2 separate regions of the Homo sapiens genome follow, and region 1 is linked to region 2. Evidence: read pairs that join two places in POLR2A ChIA-PET (ENCODE). Cell type or tissue: GM12878. All regions are shown on one strand. Each heading gives the region's core, and the rest is flanking DNA. Links, peaks and the distances in the headings are about the cores only. Region 1 has its middle 21 kb from the start of PDGFB. Region 2 overlaps SGSM3 (small G protein signaling modulator 3).

Region 1 (5,378 bases), core at 272-5,271, 1.1 Mb before region 2:
ATGCTCAGGCCTCTCTTCCTTCCCCTCCCATGATAACCCATTATCCCATTAGTCCACAAATGGATTAATCTATTCTTGAGAACGGAGCCCTCCTGACCCCATCACCTCTTAAAGGGCCCACCTCTCAACATTGCCACACTGGGGATTAAGTTTCCTTAAAACGTGAGTTTTGGACGGAACAAATATTCAAACCATAGCACCCAGTGGGTGAGAGAGTAAGAGAAGGGGCGTCGAGCCTCTCAAGATGGGTTGCTCTCCTGCCTATTTAAGATACACCCCATACTTCAGATGTTGAAACTGATGCTTAGAGAAGGTGAATCATTTGTCAAGGCCTAACCAGTCGCTCACATAGTCAACAAATATTGATTGAGTTAAAGCTATATATAGCATCCAAATCTCCTGGGATCTTTGAACCCACACCTCCTGGGATCAAATCCCAGGGCTGCCACTTGCGAGCCAAAGGGGCAACTTACTTAATCTCTCTGTGCCTCAGTTTCCTCACATCTACCATGGGGCTACCCCCCACCCCAGAGGCAGGGGCATATTTGCCCTTTGGCTCCTGACTCCTAAGCTCTGGCATGCCTCATGTGCATGGCCCCTTCCAAGGCACCCTGCCTCTCTCATACCCACAATCATGTGTTTTCCTGGAAGAAGATCTCGAGACTGACTCAGCTTCAGGCCCCTAGTCCCCTACCCAGAGGGTTGTTTTGAGAATTAAATGAGTTACTGCCCATGAGGCGTGCCTGGCACATAGCAAGTGCTCAGTGCTGTTGCTGAGGGCCCACTGTGTGCTGGGCACGGTGCTTGGAGCCGGGAGTCAGTGGCAAAGACAGACCAAGCCTGCCATCATGGAGCCCATGTCCCAAGAGGGGAACAGACAGTGAACAAATGAGCAAATTGGAGCCTGCTCTGGGGAGGCAAGTGGCTGAAAGGAGAGAGCATTTTCAGGCAGGAGGAACAGCAGGTGCAAAGGCCCTGTGGTGGGGACGAGCTTGTCGCATTGGGGAAGTGAGTGAGGAGGCGCCGCAGGAGCTGTGGTCAGAGAAGCCGGGTGCTGGGTCTGCTTCCCTCTCCCCTCCCCGCCTCTGAGGGACCAGCTGGGGTACTGATCTACCATCTCCCTGTCCCTGCCTTGTGACCTCAGACCCTGTGCCCAGCCCCCACTTCCCCTTCCAGCTGTGACCCAGAAGTGGAGGGCACGTCCTTCCCTAGACTACATCTCCGTCCCCAGGGTGGGCCTGAAACTTCCAGAGCCTCAGTGGACTCAGCAGCTGTCCCCACTCCCTGACCCACCCACCTGCCCCCAGCAGCGTCAGACCCTCAAAAACTCCTCTCCTTTGCTTTCCCCAACCCTCCCAGAAACCATGGAGATTCCCCAGATGCATCAGACATTTCCCCAGCCCGGAACGCCCTGTCTGCCCTCCTCCATCTGACCAAATCTCAACGTCACCTCCTTCTGGAAGTCCCTGGGTTATGAGCAGAAAATGAGTCTTGCTCGTCTCTGTACCCCAGGGCCTGGTACAGGGCTTGGCACAAGGATAGACTGGTGATAAATGGAAAGCTATTCAGGTCCAATTGACACATTCTCCACTGGCCTGCTTGCCTGGCCCGTGCTGGGCATAGAAGCCAGGACTCTGACAGATGGCTCCACTCACGTTCATGGGCAAAGAACCCATTCCCAAGTCCAGGGTCCTGGAGTGTGCCTGGGCTCTGCACTAATCTGCGACGTGACCGTGGAAAGCCACCGGTCTCTGCTGGGCTTCTCCTTATCGCCAGAGCAGCAGCTGGAAGAGTCTATGCGTGAGTCACGGTGTGGGCCTGATCCAGACAGCCTGGGTTTGAATCCTGCCTGCCACTTGCTGCTGTGTGACCTTGGGTGAGTTTCTTAACTTCTCTGAGCCTCTGTTTCCCCATCAGTAAATGCTGAAGAGAATCAGTGCCTGTCTCACAGAATCGTTCTGAAGGTTCCTGGCGCTGGTTCTGTGGAAAGCTGGGCCTGTAGAAAGCACAGAAAGTGCATGCACCATGATTAGGCTTTGAGCTGCGTCTACAGGGACGTGATGTGCTTGTCGCACACATCTACTACATGTGTCAGAGTGGGAGCCTGGGAGTGCTCAGGACTGAGTCCTTTCTGAGGTTCCTCATGGCACCAAGGACAAGGGTAGCCAGAAACTCCCCGGGCCCCATCACAGCTCCCTGCTCGCGCGGGCTGGGGATGTGTGTGCACACCACACGGACGGGCGTCCGGTCCATCACAGGCACTCTCTTCCTGGACACACCACCTGCTCCGAGGCAGCCTCCATCCTCCCCCACCACTAGACACTCCGAGCAGTGGAATACCATTGAGGAGGTCCAGGGAAACAAGGTGATCCCATCATGGTGAACTGAGTTTCCATAGACCCACACACACATACCCTTACACACATACATACTCCCCTAGGGAAGGGTGGCTGGAAATAAGGTAACAGGACACATATGAAGGTTCTGGGAGGCTGGGCACAGTGGCTCACACCTGTAATCCCAGCACTTTGGGAGGCCGAGGCGGGTGGATCATGAGGTCAAGAGATCAAGACCATCCTGGCCAACATCATGAAACCCCATCTCTAATAAAATACAAAAATTAGCAGGGCGTGATGGCACGCGCCTGTAGTCCCAGCTACTCGGGAGGCTGAGGCAGGAGAATCGCTTGAACCCGGGAGGCAGAGGTTGCAATGAGCCGAGATTGTGCCACTGCACTCCAGCCTGGAGTAACAAGAGTGAAACTCCGTCTCAAGAAAAAAAAAAAAAAAAGTTTCTGGGGACCACAGCCGGTAAGGGGCTCACTCTCAGACTCCTGGGTTCCTGCCCCTTAGGGCCTGGGGGAGAAGGCCTCGTTTAAACAGAGAGTTTATTCATCTTAGTGATCTCTGTGTCCAAAGCCCATTGCACAGGGGAAGCTGAGGCCCAGGAAGCCTGAGTGACTCGTCTAAGATCACACAGCAGTATGGGAAGAGCCAGCCCTAGAACCCAGGACTCTGACTTCCTGGCCATGCCCCTCCCACACAGAGTGATGCGTGTCTAGAGATCACCCCAGTTCTACTTTCCAAAATGAGTCAGGAACATCTGTACCTCTGGGACTAAAAATACTCCCAGGGACACCCCAGTAAGAACGCTGACATCTTTCCGGGTGTCTGAAAACAGAACTGGCCTTCCTAAGAACTAACAACGATACTGTTTTCAGCCACGTTCCCTTCCTGTTCTTGCTACACGCTCTGTCAAATAGGTGGCCAGAGGCCCGGGTGCAGATGCAGTGGCTCACGTCAGTAATCCCAGCACTCTGGGAGGCTGGTGGGCGGATCACTTGAGGCCAGGAGTTTAAAGACCAGCTTGGGCAACATGGTGAAACCCTGTCTCTACTAAAAATACAAAAAATTAGCCGGGTGTGGTGGCACAAACCTGTAGTTCCAGCTACTCAGGAGGCTGAGGTGGGAGGATCACCTGAGCCGGGAAGTCAAGAGTGCAGTGAGCCATGATGGCATGCCACTGCACACCAGTCTGGGCAACAGGAATGAGACCCTTTCTCCAAAAGAAAAAAGAAAAGTAGGTGACCAGGCCCCATCTGACAGGATGTGCCACTGAGGCCTAAAGGGATCTGCCCAGGATCACACAGGCAGCCCCTGACACCTGGCTGCCACCTCCAAGCCTAGAACCTTCCCTGATGCCAACTCCCTCTCAGAGACTCGAGGGCAGAGCACAGACAGCATCCACCCCATCCCCACCCCGAATTCCTTTGATTTTTTTTTTTCATTTTTAATGTCTTGGCCGGGCACAGTGGCTCATGCCTGTAATCCCAGCACTTTGGGAGGCCGAGGTGGGCGGATCACAAGGTCAGGAGTTCGAGACCAGTCTGGCCAATATGGTGAAACCCTGTCTCTACTAAAAATGCAAAAAAAAAATAGTCAGGAGTGGTGGCGGACGCCTGTAGTCCCAGCTACTCGGGAGGCTGAGGCAGGAGAATCACTTGAACCTATGAGGCGGAGGTTGCAGTGAGCCAAGATCATGCCACTGCACTCCAGCCTGGGCGACAGAGCAAGACTCCGTCAAAAAAAAATCATTTTTAATATCTTTACCATAAAAGCAACAATACATGTTCATTTATGAAAATCTAAAAATTGCAGAAAAGTCAAAATAAGGAAGAAAAATCACCACCCACAGCCCCACCACCCAGAGACAATCATTGTTAAGGTTTGATGTATTTCCTTCCATAGTTTTTTGTTTGAGGACTTTAAAAAAAAAATGGGGCTGAGGTCATACTGTATATTAAAAGAAAAAAAAAAGGTGGTATCCTGCCTTTTTGACCTGCCATTATATCATGGCCACTTTTCTAGTTCTTTCACTCTCTGTAATCTCGTTTCTTTTTCCTCTTCTCTGAACCTCATTTTTATTGGCTGCCTAATATTTTGTCAAACCATATTCCATGGTTTATTTTGCCATTCCCTCATTGTTGGAAATCTCAGTTATTTCCAGTTTTTCGAAGCTATAAATAATATATTTCGATTAATATCTTTCTACAGATAGCTTTCCTTTTTCCATATTTAGGGGTTGCTCCTTGGCTGGCATGGAATTCCTGGGTCAGCAAGCCATGTGTGATATGCTTCTGACTCAACCCAGTTGCTTTTCTAAGGACCTGAGCCATGCCTGGTCTACAGAGGAGCAGAGAAGCCCCAGGAGGTGACATACACTGCTCATGGCCACTCAGCCGGTTAGCCATGCCCACGCTCCTTCCTCTGTCTCTCGCCTATCTCTGTCATCATGCTTCCATCTAATCATTTTCATTCATTCATTCGATTCAACAGAGAAGGTGAACCCACTGTGTGCCAGGCGCAGGTCCGGGCTCCAGAGACCCGGCAATGGACAGTCAAAGCCTGTGCCCTCCAGGCGTTTCTACCACAAGGCATGATGGGAAGAAGGGTATATCCTCACCCACCTCCGCATTTGGTTATATGCAATGTGAGGTGTTCGTTTGCATGGCTTCTCATTTGCATCCCACCTGGGGACAGGTGGGCCGGCAGAGGGTGACATCTATCAGCTCTAAGGGCAGGGTCCTGGTTTTCCTCAGCCCCAAACTGTTTTCTAACATTTGGCCTTCCCTTAAAACTTGGGAGATTTCACAAGAGTCTGGATTTCTGACTTCTTCTGAACACTCTGTAGGCCTGGCCACACTGGGCCCAGGTCCCAGAGGGCCCCCAGGGATTGGAGCTCAGTCGTGGCACCCCCTCTGCCCAGGCCCGACCTGGCTACCTTGACACACACCACACTGAGCTTCTTGGCCGTCCTTTCTGCACACATTCATTGGGTCCTGGCCATTCCTGACTCGGCTGGAGGGATGTTAATGATTG
Region 2 (5,319 bases), core at 1-5,000:
TGTTTAACATAAACGGAATGATAATCTGGAGACACAGAAATCTTTAGGAGATTTTGACAGTGGCCCAGAAAAGTGGCAGGGAGGGTCTGGATTAAGGCAGTGGAAATGGAGATGGAGATGCTAGAGGTATTTTAGAGGTAAAATCAGTAGACTTGCAACTGATTTGATATGAGAGTAAAAGCAGGAGCCAAGGCCAGGCATCATGGCTCATGCCTGTAATCCTAACACTTTGGGAGGCCAAAGTGGGAGGATTGCTTGAGTGCAGGAGTTCAAGACCTTCCTGGGCAAGATAGTAGGACCTTGTCTCTAAAAATAAAAATTAGCAAGTCATGATGGCATGCGCCCGTAGTCCTAGCTACTCAGGAGGCTGAGGAGAGATGATTGCTTGAGCCTGGGAAGTCAAGGCTGCAGTGAGTCATGATCCCACCACTGCACTCAATTTGGGCAACAGAACAAAACCCTGTCTCTAACAACAACAACAACGACAAAAAAAAAGGAGCCAAAAATTACCCTAAACCTTAGGATCTGAATGTCTTGGGAGAAGAAACAGGAATATTAAAAAGAATCATCTGAGATAGAATAAAAATAGATTTATTCAGGAAACACAGATTTTAAGCCAGGCACAGTGGTGTGCAGCTGTATTCCAGTCTGGATAACATAGGGAGACCCCCATCTCCAATAAATAAACAAAAATTAAAAAAAAATTAAAAAGAAATACATATTGGCCAGGTGCGGTGGCTCACGCCTGTAATCCCAGCACTTTGGAAGGCCAAGGTGGGCGGATCACGAGGTCAGGAGATCGAGACCATCCTGGCTAACACGGTGAAACCCTGTCTCTACTAAAAATACAAAAAATTAGCTGGGCATGGTGGCGGGCGCCTGTAGTCCCAGCTACTCAGGAGGCTAAGGCGGGAGAATGGGCATGGATCTGGGAGGCGGAGTTTGCAGTAAGCTGAGATAGCGCCATTGCACTCCAGCCTGGGCGACAGAGCAAGACTCCACCTCAAAAAAAAAGAAATACATATTTTAATGTGTTGTGGTATATAGTCAAATGAAGCTATCCAACAATAAGTTGGAAATAATCTATGTTGTCATGGCTAGAGATAGAGATTTGTAATTTATATGACAGTAATAGCTAAATCCCCATTCAGAATAGGGATGGACTCCCCATTTGGAATCCATTAGGAATGGACTAAAAGAAAGAAGACTGATGTGGGGAATGTCTTTTTTGGGGGTCTGGAGAAAGAAGAGGCAGTAAAGAAGCAGTTAAATAGAGAAGAAAAAACAATATGGTCTGTGCCCTCAGAGTCATTGAACAGTTCAAGAAACCAAAGTAAGTCAGCAGAGTCTGATGCTTCAGGGAGTTTCAGGAAATGAAGCCATAGGAACTGGATTCCAAATAATGACTAGGAAATCACTGGAGACCTTAGAAACCAGTTTAGGTGGTGACAGAAGCTAGGGTGAAAAGCTTAAGGAGTGAGTTGATTGATGAAGCATGGGCGCTTTTAAAAAGTATGGCAGTGAGGCAGAGGGATAAGAGCTAGAAAGGTAACAGCTTGAGTGGGTACAGGGATAGTTGCTTTGTTTTGTTTTGTTTAATTCAGGGTTCAGGAGATCTAAGTATTTGCAGTGGACACGAAGCCATTGGAGAAGAAAAGACTGAAGATGCACAAAGGAAAAGAGTATAAAGGAAATGGGTTGAAAGGTTCTCGTGGGTGGAGAATTTAACGTAGGAAGGAAGAAAACCACTTTCTCTTCTGAGAGGGCGGGCAGAAAGAGCAAACAGGTGAAAAGCCGTTTTGACACGGAGAATAAGGAAGTTGAGGAAGCTTAAGTCTAATAAGCTGAGCTTCGTTAAAGCTGGAGTACAGTCCCTCAGCTGGGGGTGAGTGGCAGCAGAGAGTAGTTGGGTTTCAGAAGAATTATGAGAATGATTTGAAAGTATCGCTGAAGGAAATATGATGAAAAGTCAACTAGAGATGAATGAAGGTTGCTGAGCAACCGTGAAGATAAATAGCATGTGGCTTGTTCCCTAACTTTGTCCAGGAGGAACATGAGCAGAAAGAGCAGAGGAACAACTTTTTTTTTTCTTGAAGACCGGGTCTCACTCTGGTTGCCCAGGCTGGAGTGCAGTGGTGCAACCTCAGCCCACTGCAGCGTCGACCTCCCGGGCCCAGGCGATTCTCCTATCTCAACTTCCCAGGTAGCTGGGACTACAGGCGCACGCCACCATGCCCGGCTAATTTTTTGTTTTTTTTTTTGTTTTTTTTGTTTTTCTATTTTTAGTAGAGACAGGGTTTTGCCATGTTGCCCAGGCTGGTCTTGAACTCCTGCACTCAAGCAATCCATCTGCCTTGGCCTCCCAGAGTGCTGGGATCACAAATGTGAGCCACCACCTCTCCCAGCCAAGAGGAACTTAAATGGGGCTAGATGAGGCAAAAAGTTGTCATTAATTCATGGTTAGTTCAGATGGTTGTCTAACTTTTACAACATGGGAGTGAAGTGTATGGACCTGATTGTTGAAATCAGCATTATTAAGTGTGAAATAATATAAAGATATGGACTGCTTAACCCTAAGGTTCACAACAGTAAGAGGACAACCTCGTGACGTATCTTCTGGGATTTCTGTTGGTAATGATGCTGATCTGAATGTAATCCAATGGGCCTGTCTCTAGCTGTTTCCAAGTTTTTGATTCAGTTTCAGATTAAAGTAGTAGAAATCAGAGACTTCTGGTCTGGCTATGCTGCTTTAAATCAGTCTTTTGACCTCTAGTCCAATTTTCTTACTTTTTTTTTTTTTTTTTTTTTTTTTTTAATAAAAAGACAACTAGAGATCAGGTCTCGCTATGTTGCCCAGGCTGGTCTTGAACTCCTGGCCTCAAGCAGTCCTCTTGTCTCAATCTCCCAAAGTGTTCGGGTTACATATGTGAGCCAGTGTGCCTGGCCCCTAGTTTCTTTTTTCAAAAAGTATGAGAGATGAACCCAAAGGATCCTTCTAACTCTATAATTCATGACTTTGTGTGAGTCCCTTTGCCCTGCACCCCAGTACTAAAGAAGTTAATGGTCTCTAAATATAGGTGCAGATCTGTTAGAGAAGTTGGTTTGCTCTTATGAGAATTCTCTCCTAATTTATCTGTTTAATTTTGAATTTTCACACACAAAAAATTTTTTTTAGTTGCTTTGTGTCTTAAATCTGGCTGGCTCCCACTAGATATGTCATCCCAAGTCAAGATATTTTGTTCCCGCACATGCACAGATAGTTCCATGATCTTTTCTGGAAACTGTCTGCAAAGTTGATAACTAGAGTTGTGCTAGTCAGTATGGTATAGTGAGACTGCTGAGGGGTCAGTCCTTTGCTGAGGTGTAAAATGGGGATAATGCCTGTGAGTGTGCTTAGCAGTGTGATGAATGCTTAACACATATTATTTTTCCTTCTTTCATAGGTTTCCTTCTGATACCTCCGTCTACTCACTGCCACAGAGTATAATAGCATATATACTCTATAATACTGTATATAGTGTAGTATAATTACCATTCTTTAGGGTAATGTTATGTAGGTATGTTCATATCTGCAAATGAAACATTTCCGGTAATTATATAGATGGTAATGGCAAATAAATGATGTAAAGATGAGATAGTTTGTTGACCTGTGTAGTTTAATTATATGAAAAATAGCAACTGTGTAAACTATATTTATGATCTCCTCTTAGGTGCCCTAATCTCCTATGTTAATATAAAACTTTCAATATAAATGTCTCAGTGGCCTTCTTTGCCAGTCAGCCCTTAAGGAGCTTTATTTTCCTCAAAAACTCTTGTCTGCTATTTTTCAGAGCTACCTGAAAGCTGAGTTGCAGTTAGCTAACTAGTATTTATTTCACTTCTACTTCTGGGGGAGGTGGTTATCCCCCACCCCTGGTAGTGGGAATGACAGAAGGTCCATGAAGTTGCTTTCCTTATCCTTTCCGGAAACTGCCAGGCCATAAATATTAGAGGAATGATCGAGGGAGGGACTCAGGTAAGTAACCAGATTACTGTGGATGATTGATTATTTGATATGAGGAACTAGAGGAGCCTGGCACAGTTATGAGTGTGAGCAAGTCCGCGTAGGGCAGCTGAGTTTAACTGGTACTCCTGTGCAGGAAGGGGACACGCATACCTTGTGTGCTGAATTCTAGGGTGAGGTTCCTGTTTCCCTGATATATGTTTCCAGTCTGTGTTCTCCCTTACACAGTCACACCTCAGTCTCGCCTAAAGGAACACTCTATCTCTGTCACAAAGAAAATATTGACTCAGGGAAGGGTAAGCAGACCCAGCTGCAAACCTTGTAGCAGGAGTGGAGTTCAAGGTAGAGTGTGATTCTTAGACTTACTTTGCTCTTCTGCTGATGCCAGTTTTGGAGGAGGCAGCTGAGAAATTTGTATGATACTATGGATGTTCACCTCAGATGTCCTTGTCATAAAGGGTGATATAAATGATCAACAAAAATTACTAGGGTAACCGGAGGGGGAGTCAGTTCTAGAAGTTCTGTGCCACTAGCTCCTTCATCGTGGAGTTTGGTAGGGTCCAGGTTTCAAGGCTGTCTTTACATATTGCTGAGTAATTGCTGTATTTAGCAGCATTCTGAGAGAACACAGGTGGGTTCCAAGATAACGTTGCCAAAGCATAAAGTGCATTGGAGGCAAGTGCGAGGCAGGTGTTCAGAGATGAGGCTGCAGGGAGTAGCAGGGGCTGCTAGGTCATGCAGGGTCTTATAAATCAAGTTAACAAATTTGGACTTTAAAGCAAAGGGAAGGTTTTAAAGATGGGAGGGAAATGATCAGTTGTATTTTGAAAGAATTTCTGTGGCTGCAGGGTAGAGAGTGGTTGGAGGGAGGGGCCGAGAGTGGAGGCAGAGATTCCAGTTGAGAGATGTATAATAATCATGATGGTGAAAAGCGACGGCAGCCTCAACTAGAAAGTAGCAACAGGTTGTAAGAGAAAGGGGAGGTTTCAAAAACTTTAGGAAAGGCCGAATAGTTGAGGGGTGAAGATGGAAAGGTGAAGAATCCATTAAACATCATCCCCAAGTCCTGCCTGGAGAGAGTGGGTAGGTAGGTCGTAATGGCAACGGGACCACTGAAGGGGAGGACCAGGTTCATGAGGAAAGGTGATGAGTTAACTTGGAGCGTGGCAAATTCGAAGAATATGGAGGAGCTGCCCACCAGCTGGATGTGCTGGTCTGAGGTTGAGAGAGAAATGCATCTTGGAGCTAGAAATCAGTTATCTGCTTGTAGATGTTAATTGAAGTTGTGAGAGTCATCCAGGAGTTCCAGGAGAGTG

The links. ChIA-PET counts read pairs that join two places held together with the same protein. Peaks named below come from ENCODE experiments on the same cell type or tissue, not always from the same donor. Only the 100,000 strongest peaks of a DNase experiment are listed, where the experiment ranks them.
Region 1: POLR2A ChIA-PET joins it to region 2 with 5 read pairs; 1 of 35 experiments calls an interaction of 5 or more read pairs at or near these places.

The regions. Positions count from the first base shown.
Region 1 is chr22:39,263,493-39,268,870 of GRCh38, forward strand. No RefSeq gene overlaps it. Among named protein-coding and RNA genes, the nearest start is that of PDGFB, 21 kb to the left of the region's middle. RefSeq lists enhancers at 3,049-3,128, 3,309-3,578, 5,347-5,378. In GM12878, for the core only: no CTCF peak of the experiment used is centred there; a DNase peak (open chromatin) is centred at 3,139; H3K4me3 peaks cover 360 bases; H3K27ac peaks cover 3,429 bases.
Region 2 is chr22:40,383,776-40,389,094 of GRCh38, forward strand. The region is part of intron 1 of SGSM3 (small G protein signaling modulator 3); the gene reads left to right. It also overlaps a transcript of ADSL not described here. Among named protein-coding and RNA genes, the nearest start is that of SGSM3, 16 kb to the left of the region's middle. In GM12878, for the core only: no CTCF peak of the experiment used is centred there; a DNase peak (open chromatin) is centred at 1,879; H3K4me3 peaks cover 1,092 bases; H3K27ac peaks cover 1,586 bases.